2 separate regions of the Homo sapiens genome follow, and region 2 is linked to region 1. Evidence: chromatin contacts called from ENCODE Hi-C or POLR2A ChIA-PET data. All regions are on one chromosome and are shown on one strand. The core of a region is the stretch at or near the end of the contact, and the rest is flanking DNA. Distances in the headings are between cores, read along the strand shown.

The links. A loop is a pair of places that touch in the nucleus more often than their neighbours do. ChIA-PET counts read pairs that join two places held with the same protein, here RNA polymerase II (POLR2A). Pooled maps may share reads with other maps.
Region 2: a pooled map shows a loop between it and region 1 (2.5-fold over the local background). The contact joins two enhancer-like sites. A Hi-C loop is called at or near these places in 1 of 168 maps with a recorded cell type or tissue (endothelial cell of hepatic sinusoid) and 2 of 50 pooled maps. POLR2A ChIA-PET finds 5 or more read pairs at or near these places in 3 of 52 experiments (BJ, CD4-positive, alpha-beta T cell and H1).

Annotation. Positions count from the first base shown.
Region 1 is chr2:11,861,295-11,867,948 of GRCh38, forward strand. It overlaps LOC105373430 (a long non-coding RNA gene), which reads left to right. Exons shown (of 5, transcript XR_922803.3): 5 at 4,556-4,990. Among named protein-coding and RNA genes, the nearest start is that of MIR4262, 28 kb to the left of the region's middle. RefSeq lists an enhancer at 2,189-2,238 and a silencer at 2,509-2,558. Within about 2 kb of position 2,522, at least 11 of the 41 ENCODE cell types and tissues checked have a DNase peak (open chromatin) inside an H3K27ac peak, as active enhancers do.
Region 2 is chr2:11,774,037-11,780,690 of GRCh38, forward strand. It overlaps LPIN1 (lipin 1), which reads left to right. Exons shown (of 21, transcript NM_001349206.2): 6 at 2,050-2,157; 7 at 5,483-5,609. Among named protein-coding and RNA genes, the nearest start is that of MIR548S, 9.9 kb to the left of the region's middle. RefSeq lists an enhancer at 4,892-6,091. Within about 2 kb of position 1,640, at least 7 of the 41 ENCODE cell types and tissues checked have a DNase peak (open chromatin) inside an H3K27ac peak, as active enhancers do.

The DNA of each region.
Region 1 (6,654 bases), core at 1,272-3,771:
TGAAACTTAGTTTCACAGCCAGCAAGATACGATCTTCTGGCTTTTCTGCCTTTGCCAAGCTCTACTTAAATCTGGTGGCATGTCTAGTTGCAAGCTTAGTTAGTATTATGTTCCCCAGTTAAGGAGTGGGCTGTGTTGGTTCTCCCATGCTGTGCCAAGGATGGGATGGGCAGAGCCCCGCTGGAGGCAGGCCTTGCATCAACTCTCCACCGGTCCACACCTGGCCCACAGTGGGCTTGCAGCACACGTGCCTGTTGAATGAATAACAATGGGTTCCAGTTCTGCTGTCCTTTCTGCTGTTTCTCTCTCAGTAGATAGAAGTTTCTCTCAAACCCTTTTCAGAGTTGATATCATTCCCACATGGGATGAGGAGTCGAGAAGGGGTAATTTAGAGAAAAATAACCCAAGGAAGTGAGTAGTCTCTCCTACCTGGTCTCTAGCCCCCTCAGTGTGCAGGGAGAGGCTGTGGAGTGGGCAGGGCACTGGCCTCGATGCCCTCGGAGTGAGCCCTGCTGCCCCACAGACAAGCTGAGTACCCTTGGGCACATTACTTCACCTCTCTGAGCTTCTTTCCTAATCTGTCAGGAAAGGATAACATCTACCCTGAAGCCGAGCTGTGCAGCTACAGTGGCAGAGGCATAGTAGATGCTCAGTAAATGTTGGTGTCCTTCTTCTTCCTGGAGGGATCATTCCAATCCAGAACTTAGGGGCTCGGGACAAGGCTGAAAATCTTGGATGAGTGGATTGACTACTGGTTTTTGGCTATTTTCATGCTCTCATCTAAAAATCATTCATTTAATCAATAGTCACGGTGCATGTCTCTCAGGCAGTCTGGAAGTCATCTTTTCTAGGTAAATACCAAGACAGGTCAGAGCCTGAGAACAAGAAATGAGTGTTCAATGCTGGCCTAAAAGTGTCTGGGGAGATTTGCTGGATGTTGAAACTTTCAGCTCTCAAAGCTTCTGACATGCTGCTGTTTTTTGAAGGTAATTTTTCTCGATGACTAGTTGTGCATTTCCCTCCATTAGTTAGGGGCCTCCCTTTTCCCTCCCACATTGAGAAGGGCAGTCAGTCACATCTGTGGAAAGGTGCCAGGTCAGGCCAAGGGGCTGAGAGCTGCCTGGGTCCAAAGCTAGAATTGCAGCGGCTGGTGATGGCCAGGTTCCCTTTCCAGCTGGCTCAATTCCTTTTCTTTTTCTTAGAGGATTTTAAGAAACTGTGTTCATTTGTTCATTTATTCATTCAATGAACTCTTACTACTTACATCAACAGCATGCACACATGAAGACAATGCTTTAAGTGTTATTGTCAACTCCAAACATATTCCCCGGGTAGTCAGAGAAGGGAACACTAAATGGTGATGGGGTAGGGAAAGGTTTCAAAGAGTGGGGTGATGTTGGATATAGGCCTTGACGGTTGAACGGGAGTTTGCCCGAGGGCGATGTTCATCCCAGTCAGAGAGAATGGAGGAATAATGGATAATGGAGGAATTAATTGCAAGGATTCAAAGATGTTACCTATCTCAGCGTTTAGAGATGTTGATGTTTACTGTGTAACAGTTGATGACTGGTGAAGTTTTTGCCTGTGTGTAGGAGTGTTGGTGTGTAGGTATGTTTCTGTGTTTGGGGGAAGGATGTGTGTGTGTGTGTGTGTGTGTGTGTGTGTGTCGGGGGGTGGGATTAGGACGGGATGGATGGACATGTTGGTAGAATTCAGCATGAAAAGGCTTGATGTACCTGAATATCACTAGACCTTTGAGAAGATAAGGGTCCTCCACTGAGACATGAAACAACTGGGTGGCTGGCGAAAAGCTGTCACAATAGCAAAGGGTTCTTCAGAACTTCAGTGGTAGCCTGTCACCTGTCACCTTGCACCGGTTTGAGACTCTTTGAAATCTGGTGCCTGCCTATGCAGCTCCATCGTCTTTCTTCCTTCTGTGGCCCCTCCAGGACAGCTAAATGCTAGGTTGAGGTCAACAAGGAGTAAAACCTACCCTAGGCTTTGAAGTAGTTTGTAATCTTGTCAGATGAAACAGGAGGCGGGGAGGATGTCATGCACTGGGCGTTTCCGGAGAGCCATCTGCAATCGCAGCCACCACTCTCGGTTTGCATTGACTTTTTCCTATTTTGTTGGGTTCAGACAGGCATAGTACAAAAACACAAGTTACTTCTCAAGCCATATTCAGCCATTCACTCAGCCAGCATTTATGTTCCAGGAACTATTCCAGCCTCTGTGAATGAGTTCAGAACAAGGAATGGTTATTCAATGGCAACAAATTCGTCCATTCTTACCCTTGGTGAAATTAATCACCTCCCTGAACCTCAGTTTCCCATCTGTAAGATGGGCATAGCAACTCTTTCCTAACCAGAAGGTACCTGTGGAAGCCTCTGGCTCAGCAGGTGAGAAGTGTGTTTGTGTTCCTCTCCCCGACGCCCTCCCTCAGTACTTGCTTCCCAAGACATTGCTTTCCTTTGTTGGGTCAGAGGTGGGGTGTCGTTCCCCTTGCCACCAGCAGATGGTGCCCAACAATCCCCTGCAGGGAACCGAGGCTGCCCGCCTCCCCCAGTCTCCCCACCATCCAGCTCCCTTCCGCCCCTTCTCTGGGACACGTCAGTCATTCCAGGTCCCAGGCAGAAAGTTACACAAAACACTTTGTGTCTGTCAGCAGATTCCTGGAAGGTCACGCTGAATGATGAATGCTCCTGGGTAGGATTGGAGGGCTCTTTTTTCTTTCTTTTTTTTTTTTTTTTCCTTTTCTTTCTTTCTTTTTTTTTGTCTCCCATGAATTGCATCACTGGGCAGCCTCTTGGCTGTATTCAGCCGACTCCTGCGGTTTTTAGACCTTTCCCAATTGTTCGGTGTCTGCTTCCTCTCCAGGACCCTTCTGGCCAAGGCAGGATATTCAGGGTTGGCTGTGGCCAGGGAGCTGGCCATTGTCTAGCACATTCCATACACACACCCTGCCCAGCCCATCCTCCACTCCCAGAGCCTGGACAGACTGTGGTCCTTGGGACAGAGACCTGGTGCATTGCTGTGACCCCAGGTGACAATCTCGCTGCCCTGATTTCCAAATAAGGGGAGCCTGGCCTGGCAGAGAAATGAGCCTAATTTCCAAAGTTGAATTTCCGCCAGGATCAGAGCCTTTATATATCCTGGTCTTCGGTGTCCCCCTTCTTCCTGACCACATATAGACTGCTTATGATATTTTTTAACTTTGCCAGCTCTTTACCCAAATTGAGTAGCCATTTTGCTTTTGTAGATATCCTGAGTTGGCTCCAATTTAACATCCTGACCCATCATCCTGGTGTTAGGTATTAGGACCATGGTCCTGATATTTTGCTTGAGGAAAATGAGCCATACCACTCAGAGGTGTGGCATATGTGGCATGTGAAAGCACCTTTCTCCTCCATCAGTGGCCTTACTGATGCAGGGCAGTGGGAGTGAGTGTATGTACACAGAGCAATACAAATGAACCCTGCTCTCAAAGTCTGCGCAAAGGGGAGTGAGAAGACAGAGCAGGTGTAGTCCCTGGAGTGAGCCCTGCTGCAGAATAGATGGAAGGGGTGGGTCCAGGAACCCCGAAATGGAAGCAGCAGTGGCTCTGCTCCCCATCACCCCGAGCAATCACGTGGGGATTTGTGTCTGTCTCTGCAATTTTAGGCTCTGAGGATCTAAAGCTCTTGGTGCCCGGAGGGGAAATAATTATTAATACCATCAGGGAATACAGTAAAGAGCCCACTAAACGTAAAGCTGCAGTTGCTGCCCGGTCATTTTGGGTTCATGTGCCAATAGATCACTGGGCAAGGAAAGGAGTTACTACCTCGGTAGGAGTAATGAACCCAGCCAGGTATGGTAGCTCATGCCTGCAATCCTAGCACTTTGGGAGGCCGAGGCAGGTGGATCACCTGAGGTCAGGAGTTTGAGACCAGCCTGGCCAACATAGTGAAACCTCGTCTCTACTAAAAAGTTAGCTGGGCGTGGTGGTGGGTACCTGTATTCCCAGCTACTCGGGAGGCTGAGGCAGGAGAATTGCTTGAACCTGGGAGATGGAGGTTGCAGTGAGCCAAGATTGCGCCATTGCATTCCAGCCTGGGTGACAGAGTAAGACTCTGTCTCAAAAAGAAAGAAAGAAACAAACAAAAAAGAGTAATGAACCGTGCTCATCACGAGGAAACAGTGAGCTGCTGCTTTCATAATGCTTCACAGTGGGGGCAGGAGGAAATGTGTTGGGCATCAGGTGATCCCTTGGGCACCCCCGGCACTCCCACACTCAATTCTAAGAGGAAATGGAAAGGTTCCGCAGCTATGGCCTAATAAGAACAAGAAACCCGGGGGCTAGACCCTCCCTGCACCCCGCTGCCCCAGGTGAAGATCTGGGTACCATCTCCCTCAGGAAAATCCACATAGCTCAGCAGACCTCCCAGCTGCTGGGGAGGGAAATGTTGTATCGCTGGTGGAAAAGGGAAATGGTGAGTTTCGGAGACAAACTTGGGACCCACTCAGCAGTGGAGGCGGCAGTTCATCCTAACATCCTTGCTCTTTTATGTTTCTCCAGAAATTGTGATCAACCAGAATCCAGAACACGCTGTGCTTAATGGAGTGAACTGCCTGTGAAGCGCAGGTGTGAGGGGCGGATGATAAGTGACAGTGCCGGTGCCCCCAGCGCCCTTTTACCTGATGGCTCACCCGGCCTACAGCTGCGCCCTTCCCTTTGAATCGTCTTGGGTAACGGGTGCTGCTTTGGAAATGCCTGGAAGGTCATGTCCTTTGTCTGGGGATGGCTTCCAGCTGTGGTTGACTGATAGCAGGGGGCACAGAAGGCCAGACACAACTTGCCTCAGGTGGGCCGACTCTGAGGGTTTGTTCGGCCTCCACGTGGACTTCAGCTGAGCCTGCATCTTTGCTTGGCTTTTCCCACTGGCCTATTCTGCTTCCCTCTCCTTAAGGGTTCTCCCAGGAGAACTCCCTTAATAAATCACTTGCACAAGGATCCCTGTCTTAGCCTTTGCTTCTAGAAAACCTGACCTAAGATAAATAGGTCGTGGGAACACGAGAGAAAGAGATACTTATTTTATCTGAGGGGTCAGAAGAGTCTTCCCAGGGCAAGTCTTGAAGCTCTGTGTAGGAGTCTGACTGTGCAAAAGGGTGTCCCAAGCAGAGGCGATGGCATAAGTAAGGTACAATCGTCGTGCCTCCTGCCTGAGAATAGCCAGCTGTTTCGTTTGGCTGGAGTGCTGAGCAAATAGGGTGGAGTGGGCTGTGAGTGGCAGGAGAAGCAGATGGGCATGACTATGTGAACATCCAGAGGAGGAGACTGGGCTTTAAGCTTAGATCTCAAATACTTCTGCATTCAATTCTTCTCTGGCTCTGTGGCAATTGACTCAGACCCCAGAGACCACCACTAAGGAAATAAGTTCCTATTAAGTTGGAATAGGAAAAACACCCTATGTCATATTCCAAGTCAATGGCAGAAGTAGGATATGTCTTAGTCCATTTGGGCTGCTGTAACAAAGTACCATAGACAGGGTGGTTTCAACAAAAGTGCACTTCTCACAGTTCTAGAGGATGAAAGTCTGAGATCAAAGCGCCAGCACAGTTGGGTTCTGATGAGGGCCCTCTTCTGGGTTGTGGACTGCTGACTTCTCATTGTTACTCACGTGGAGAAAAGAGAGTGAATTAGTTCTCTGGCCACTTATAATGGCATGATATGCTTTGGCTGTGTCTCCACCCAAATCTTATCTTGAATTGTAGCTTTCGTAATTCCCACGTGTTGTGGGAGGGACCTGGTGGGAGATACCTGAATCGAATCGTTGGGGGAGTTTCCCCAATACTGTTCTTGTAGTGAATGAGTCTTATGAGATCTGATGGTTTTATAATGGGTTTCCCCTTTCACTTAGCTCTCATTCTCTCTTAACTGCTGCCATGTAAGACACGCTTTTCACCTTCTGCTATGATTGTGAGGCCTCCCAAGCCACGTGGAGCTGTGAGTACATTAAACCTCTTTTTCTTTATAAATTACCCTGTCTGGGGTATGACTTTACCAGCAGCATGAAAATGGGCTAATACCGTGCACTAATCCCTTTCATGAAGTTTCCACCCTCATGACCTAATTACATCCCAAAGGCTCCACTTCTAAATACTATCACATTGGGGATTATATTTTAACATATCAATTTTGAATTAATACAACACTTAGTCCATAACAGGACATAAAACTCAAGCCCCCAAATTCTAGCCCAGGGATTTATCCTTTATTCATTGTTCATAATAAAATTCTAAAAATACTAATATCATATTTTTAACCTACTCCTAAGCTGTGGAGATGGAGATATTTTGATTCCTCTCTTCTTAAGATTTTTAAATGCTTCTTTCTTCCCAATAATTACTGACAAGAGTAATTCAGATTCATGTCATATTTATTTAGCCTTACTGTGTGTCAGCTGCCTTCATGTACATTAACTCATTTGATTCTTCCAACTTCCCAGTGAAGCAAGCAGTCTTATTCCCACATTATAGATAACAGAATGGAGTCACAGGTTAAATAATGTACCCAAAGGAGAAACCCAGGATTTTTCCACTTTACTACTAGAGTACATTTTTCCTTATATAATTTAGTTCTTGTTGCATAACAAACTGCCCCCAAAATGTTGTGAA
Region 2 (6,654 bases), core at 390-2,889, 88 kb before region 1:
ACAGTGGCAGAGCCTTTCTTGATACTTAGCCCTAAGTAAAATTCAAAAACAGACGTTGCTTCAGGAGCTGCTGAGGTCGTTCAGGGCTATTAGAATGGTGCCTCCGCCACACTTAATCCATTCTGCCGAATTCAAGAATATTTATTTCCCTGAAATGAACTCACAAGTTGCCCTAGAGGAAAACTTGGAGAACTAGAGCTGCTCACTGTGCAGATGCCATCCTGATGACCCCAGAGATGTTTACATCAGTGAAACCTCTGGGAATAGTGAGCCCCCTGGCTAGTTTTCAAAGGACTTGGGGAAGAGGGTAGAGCTAAATCCTGTGTTCTCAACACAGGAAATAATATAACCCCCATTGGGATGAAAATTCATTCTTGGGTGGTGACAAAATCTTAGACGTTATAATGGTTTGTGGTCTCTAAGGGGCCACAGCATTAAAATCTCATGGTGGGTGGAGTTGGGCTATTAATTTCTCAGAATGCTCAGGGGCATGTTGATAATGAAAAAGAGACTGAGAAACGCTGATCTAAATGCCAGTGACATCCTTGGGTTATTCGTATACCTCATGCTTTAGATTCGCTTCTGGTTCATGGTGCCAGCCCTTAGAAACTCTGGGTTCCTACCTGAAGCCGGTCTTATCAAAACGCCACCCCTGGTTCCAGTTTGATCAGGGTAACCTTGTGAATTAGCAAGCAGCAGTCCCCAGTGTGTGCTGACATGGAGGTTGGAGAGAAAATAGATATGTCCCATGCCTGGTTTCCAGCCAATACTGATGTCGCGGGTTAGTCCAGCAGGCTGAGGCTGAGGCCTGTGACAAAGTCCCTGCATGGAGGTCTTCCTGCGTCAGAGCCTAGCCCTGTTCAATAGAAACGTAATAACTAGCTCCATATGTAATTTTAAGATTTCCAGTAGCCCTATTTTTAAAAAGTAAAAAAAAAAAAAAAAGATGAAATTAATTTTAAAGCTATATTTCATTTGACCACAGTATTTCCAAAATATCATTTCAACAAGCAATCAATTTTAAAGAATTATTAATGAGATACATCACATTTCTGTTTACATACCAAGTCTTTATAAACTCCATTATGTATTTCACATGCGCAGAACATCCCAATTTGGACAAGCCACGTTTCAAGTGCTCAGGAGCCACCTGTAGCTGGTGGTTTATTATATTGGACAGTGCAGATATAAGACCTTTCTAGATTCTCATTCTTTCTCTAGGTCTGTGGAGATAAAATAGTGGAGGGAAAAATAGTGGTTTAGGAGGAAAATAATGTAGAATATTTAGAACCCAATAATAGATGAAAAAATCTGTTCAAGCACTGTATGTTAATTTTAAGGATTTAAAAGAAACACTTTAAACACAACTCTGAGCGTGTTTAATGCTCAAAACATCTGTAATGTTTTGCCTCATGAATGCAGCATAATGACTGAGTCAGGTTATGTAGCTCTGACTATCACCAAATGGAATGACAAATTAGGATAAATAGCTACATTTCCACATTTGGAATTAGGTATTTTCTGTAAAGAGACAATTGACAGCACACACGAGCACATTTTTGGATTATGTAGTTTGATTAAGCACGAAAGTGTGACCAGAGATGATCAGTTCTACACATGGGTGAAACAGAAAGTGAAATAGGTCATTTGGCAGTTTCCTGCTTTTGTGTCTCAGAAAATTCATGCTGATTTCTTAGCAATTTCAATATCCGGTGCTCTGCCATTATCAGATGTCTGAGTTTCTTTATTTTCTTAAAAATGTCGTTGTTGAGAGTAGTCAAATACTTTACGTAATATATATAATCTTTATATAAAGTATATATACTTTGTAATTATATATAATCTTATATATAATCTTTATATAAAGTATATTATATATACTTTATATAATCTTATATATAGTCTTTAAAGTATATTATATATACTTTATATAATCTTATATATAATCTTTATATAAAGTATATTACATATACTTTATATAATCTCACTTGATGTAATTGACCTCTGATTTTGTCTTTCTTTTAATGTGTATCACGTGGTGGTATCCAGTAGCCTGGTAGATTGCAAAAGGACTGCCCCTCATCTTGCAGTTGCGGCCGAGGGAGGTCTGTCTAGTTCTTGCCCTCCACAGTCTTCCCTGTTCCATCCTTCGGAAAGGTAGAGGAGTTATTTTCCCCATTGGGATATATTCAATAATGAAAAATTTGATCTAACTCTTACTATAAGTCTATTTTACCATTAACCAAATTACTTATGAAGAAAATACCTGTAGATTATATGAAGTGAAAATTTTGATTTAACTTTTACAAATCGATTTCACTAACCAAATTACTTATGAAAAATATGTATATAGATTACTCTTTTCCTTTCGTTATAAGCATTTGTAGATGATCAGATTTTTTTTTTTTTTTAATTCCTAAATTTGACTCTCTGGAAATTATGGTTAAGCATATAATTTTACCTAATTCTGTGAAGTGCTTTGAAAATGAGAATAATGAAATATAGCTTGGGAATATGATCTTCTGTTTTCTGTCTCGGGTTGTTTGACAAATAAGTTTACAAGATATTTTTGGAATACCACTTTAATTTATTATAAACATTTAAGTAGTTTATTGGGCTGTCTGAATAATGGAGTCAGACACTTTCCACAGCATTTCTAGAACAGAATCTTGGAGAATGGCCTGGGCTGGGTCTCAGGCTGAGGATCAAAGGTTGGTGTGTTCACTCGATGTAGTCATCTCAGATTTCTGCCTTCATTCCCTCAGTTTTGACCTACCTACTTTGTGGACTTACATGGTTTACTTTGTAAGCCTTAGCAAATGAAGCTACGATTAATTTGTACGTGGAAAACCTTTTGTCTTTTTGATTAAAGATCCAGACCTCAGGATGTACTTCATTCAGAGGCTACATTTGCAGAAGAAAAGTCCGTTTAAAATGAGGAAAACAAAGTTGTTAATAGTTAAAACTAACTAGCCTTATTGGGACTGGCAAAAATACTGAAAACTTTGATAAGGCTAATAAATACCTTGTTTATGAACATCAGTCATTGACCTTGTAAGCTTACTTTTTTGAACAACCCTTGATCTTAAAATAATAATATTTCATGACGGAGCACTTTGGAGTCATCTTTCTGGTAAATCCCACTTGGCAGTGGGCCCCATTCCTGCGTCCTTTTTGGTCTGTCTGAATTCCCTCAGTGACGGTCGGCAGAAAGCGCATCTGTGTTTGTGCACGAGACCTTTGGAGAAGGGTTGCTGTGGCCTGAACGGGCAGCATTTATGGTGGTGGCCTGTTTGCTGTTGGGGAGGGACTTGCAGCAGACTTTCTCGTAGGGCTGGGCTCCTTATGCGTGAGTTGCACGCCTGAGTGCCTCTATGGGTTTTGTGGCTCGTGGCTTTTATGAAGGGACCAGAATGTTAGGAACTCTGGAGTTGGGAATTGCTGCAGGAGAACCGTGTTCCGCATTTCGTTCTTCTAGAGCAGAGGTTGGTAAAGCACGGCCCATGGGTCAAATCTGGTCCACCATCTGCCTCTGTCAGACTTTCCCGGGCATAGGCAGTTGGTTTACATACTGGCTGTGGCTGCTTTCACACCACCACAGCAGCGAGTGGTTGCGACAGACGTCGTAAAACCCGTAAAGCCCGAGATATCTGCCACTGGGCTCTTTACAGAAAATGTTTGCCGACCCCTGTTCGGAGCAAGCTTTGTCTAAAGGACTTTATTTCATTTAGTGACAGTGAGATAATTTATTGCTGCAAAGAACTTATAGCCAAATATGTTCTATTTTGTCTGGTGAAACAGAATGGCAAGAGCTTTTTAGATACTTTGAGGTTTGGGAACAGCACCGTTGAGGGTGAGAAGTTGGTTTTGATGGACTTATTCCATGATGATGCTGGAGAAAGAGTGGATTGCGGTCACACTTGTAGGTACTGAGGCCCCTCGCTGGAGGCCACAGCCTGCGCTTTTCCCATTGCAGTGATACCGAACACGTGACTGTAGACGCTTCAGTGCCACCAAAGCGTTGTCTCTTTGGAGAAGTCCAGTTGTGGAACTGGAAGAGCAAGGAGGTTGAAAGGCCAGGAGCCTTTCCCACATGGACGTGGGGGGGCCCACGTGCCTTCTTATAGGACTGCTCCCTAAAGGGCAGAAATGTGTGTCTGTTGGGAGCAGGGTGTCCCATTGCAGAAGCTCTCCTAATGTGATGTCAGGAGCCTCCTCTCCCCAGGCAGGCGAAAGAGAGCGTGCAGGCTGCCCCGTGGCAGCACGTCATTAGAAGGGCTGGGAGTCATGGGCACCAAGGGAGCAGGGACCACCCTCTGCCCCTTGGTGTGAGATGAGAGAGATGGCACTTGGTCTGGCTGCTCTATGCAGCTTGATCAAAGAGATTCAGGATCAGTTTAGCCCACAAGGTCCCTGTTTGTTGGATACAAGTTATGTATCATCATGAACTCACCTTGTATTGACAGGAAAGTTATATTCAATTGGAGTTGAACTCTAGGTAAATGAGACCAGAAGCATCAGTTTCCGAAGAATAGATAAGGTCTGGGAAAGAAGACGGCAAGGGAAACTGAAAGCTTTATTTCCTGCTTTGTCTGAAAAACCCTGCCGCCTTCCTCTAGAGGAAATGATGTGGGAAAATAAGCAATAATTAACCATGTTATTATGCGGCAATAAATAATTACAAGAATTGCTGCTGTAAATAATATTTCTCTAAGTTGTTTAGAATATGGTGAGGATCTTGTGGATAAGTTAATGACTTTTGGATGGTTACTTTGGCTGGGCAGAAGTAAGACCTTGTTTGGGTCTTCAGAGTAAAAATTCAGGAAACATGGAGGTGGTTACTGAGCGAGCCTTAACCAGTTGGTGAGTCCCTTGTGAAGTATTCCTGGAAGACATAAGATCTTAGAAAATTTCAACTTGTAGGCTCCTGCCCAACGTTATCGAGTTTATTTGTGGCATCCAGCATCTTTGGTAAAATTGGCACATCATATAATTTCCCTGTTTCCCAGGCCAGTGCAGATGATAAATATTTAAAATATGGACTCTAATGAGTGCCTGCCCGAGCCAACCAAGACCCTTTTGCAGCCCTCTGACAGCAGAGGAACTTGATTTGGAAACAGATTGCAGGAGATGCGAGTGCAGAGTGGGGTGGGGAAGGGTGGTCTTTTTGAGGTAAGAACAGACTATTTTTCCCTTTCTCTTTCCATCTCTTTCTTTTGTATTCTGGGCCACTTCTTTTTCTCCTCTCCCCCGCGGTGCACCAGGCGGCAGGGTGGGGCGGGCGACCCACGTGGAGCGCCTTCCATGGGAGGCGCTTCCCTGCCCCCTGGTGGCCGGAGGAGGGATTTGTCATGAGGCTCCGCTCAGAGCGAACGACAGCTGGGGGTGCATTTTCTGGGCTATTTGAGCCATGGAGCTGGGCCCAAAACATTTACAAAAGTTTCTTTTCCCACCTTAATTTTCGCTTTGTGTTTTCCTTAAGTCCTTCCGGTTCCCGACCTTCAACACCTAAAAGTGATTCAGAATTGGTCAGCAAGTCCACGGAAAGGACAGGGCAGAAGAACCCAGAAATGCTTTGGCTGTGGGGAGAGCTGCCGCAGGCTGCTAAGGTGAGAGTCTCTTCAATTCTGCCACGGACCGAAGATTTCTAACTCAGCTTAAATTACATGGAATTAGTATCATAGCATAGCCAAGAAACACAGCTACCAGGAGCCAGAGGTAAACCAAAATATATTAAGGGTTAGCCTTGAATGTTGGAATTACTTTCTTCCACGTTACCAACATTATAGAGAGGTCTCATTGCTTTTGTAGATTTTAAACCTATGGGATTCCTCTTAGGATTTACTTTTTTTTTTTTTTCTTGAGACAGAGTCTCACTCTGTCACCCGGGCTGGAGGGCAATGGCTCTATCTTGGCTCACTGCAACCTCTGCCTCCCAGGTTCAAGCGATTCTCCTGCTTCAGCCTCCCGAGTAGCTGGGATTACAGGCGCATGCCACCACGCCCCACTAATTTTTGTATTTTTAGTAGAGACGGGGTTTCACCGTGTTGGCCAGGCTGGTCTTGAACTGCTGACCTCAAGTGACCCGCCTGCCTCTGCCTCCCAAAGTGCTGGGATTATAAGCGTGAGCTGCCGTGCCCAGCCAGGATCTACATTTTCTATCACAGCTAAATGCAAATTAAATTAAAGAAATACAACTTACACACAATCTTGCTGTCTTGAAACTGTAAACAAAAATAGCTTCCAGCTCTTGAGTCTGCTAGGTCATTGATGAGTGGAGCAAAGCCACAGGGAGAGAGTTGTGGACTCTTGGCCCATTGAAAAAGAAGCTGAGTTGTAAGAGCTGGAATCCACATGTTCTTGTGTCCCTCACACAGAGAGACATCTGGGAGAGCCCTGGGAGAGGGAAAGGCTAATAGAACAGAAATGAAAGATTTCAGCCTAATAGATAAACAAAGTCAGAAAACCTTAAGGTTTTGATTCATCAAGTAGTAAGTATTTCTGGGCCCTCATTGTTGGTGGGACCCTGAATTTGACCCTATGGAGATCTCCAAAATAAATAGAGAAGCAGCTGAGGGTAGCGGAGAGAATGAGGGCCTGGGAGGCAGCAGGTTATTCTGGGTTTGAGTCCTCACTGCACCGCTTGCTAAAAAG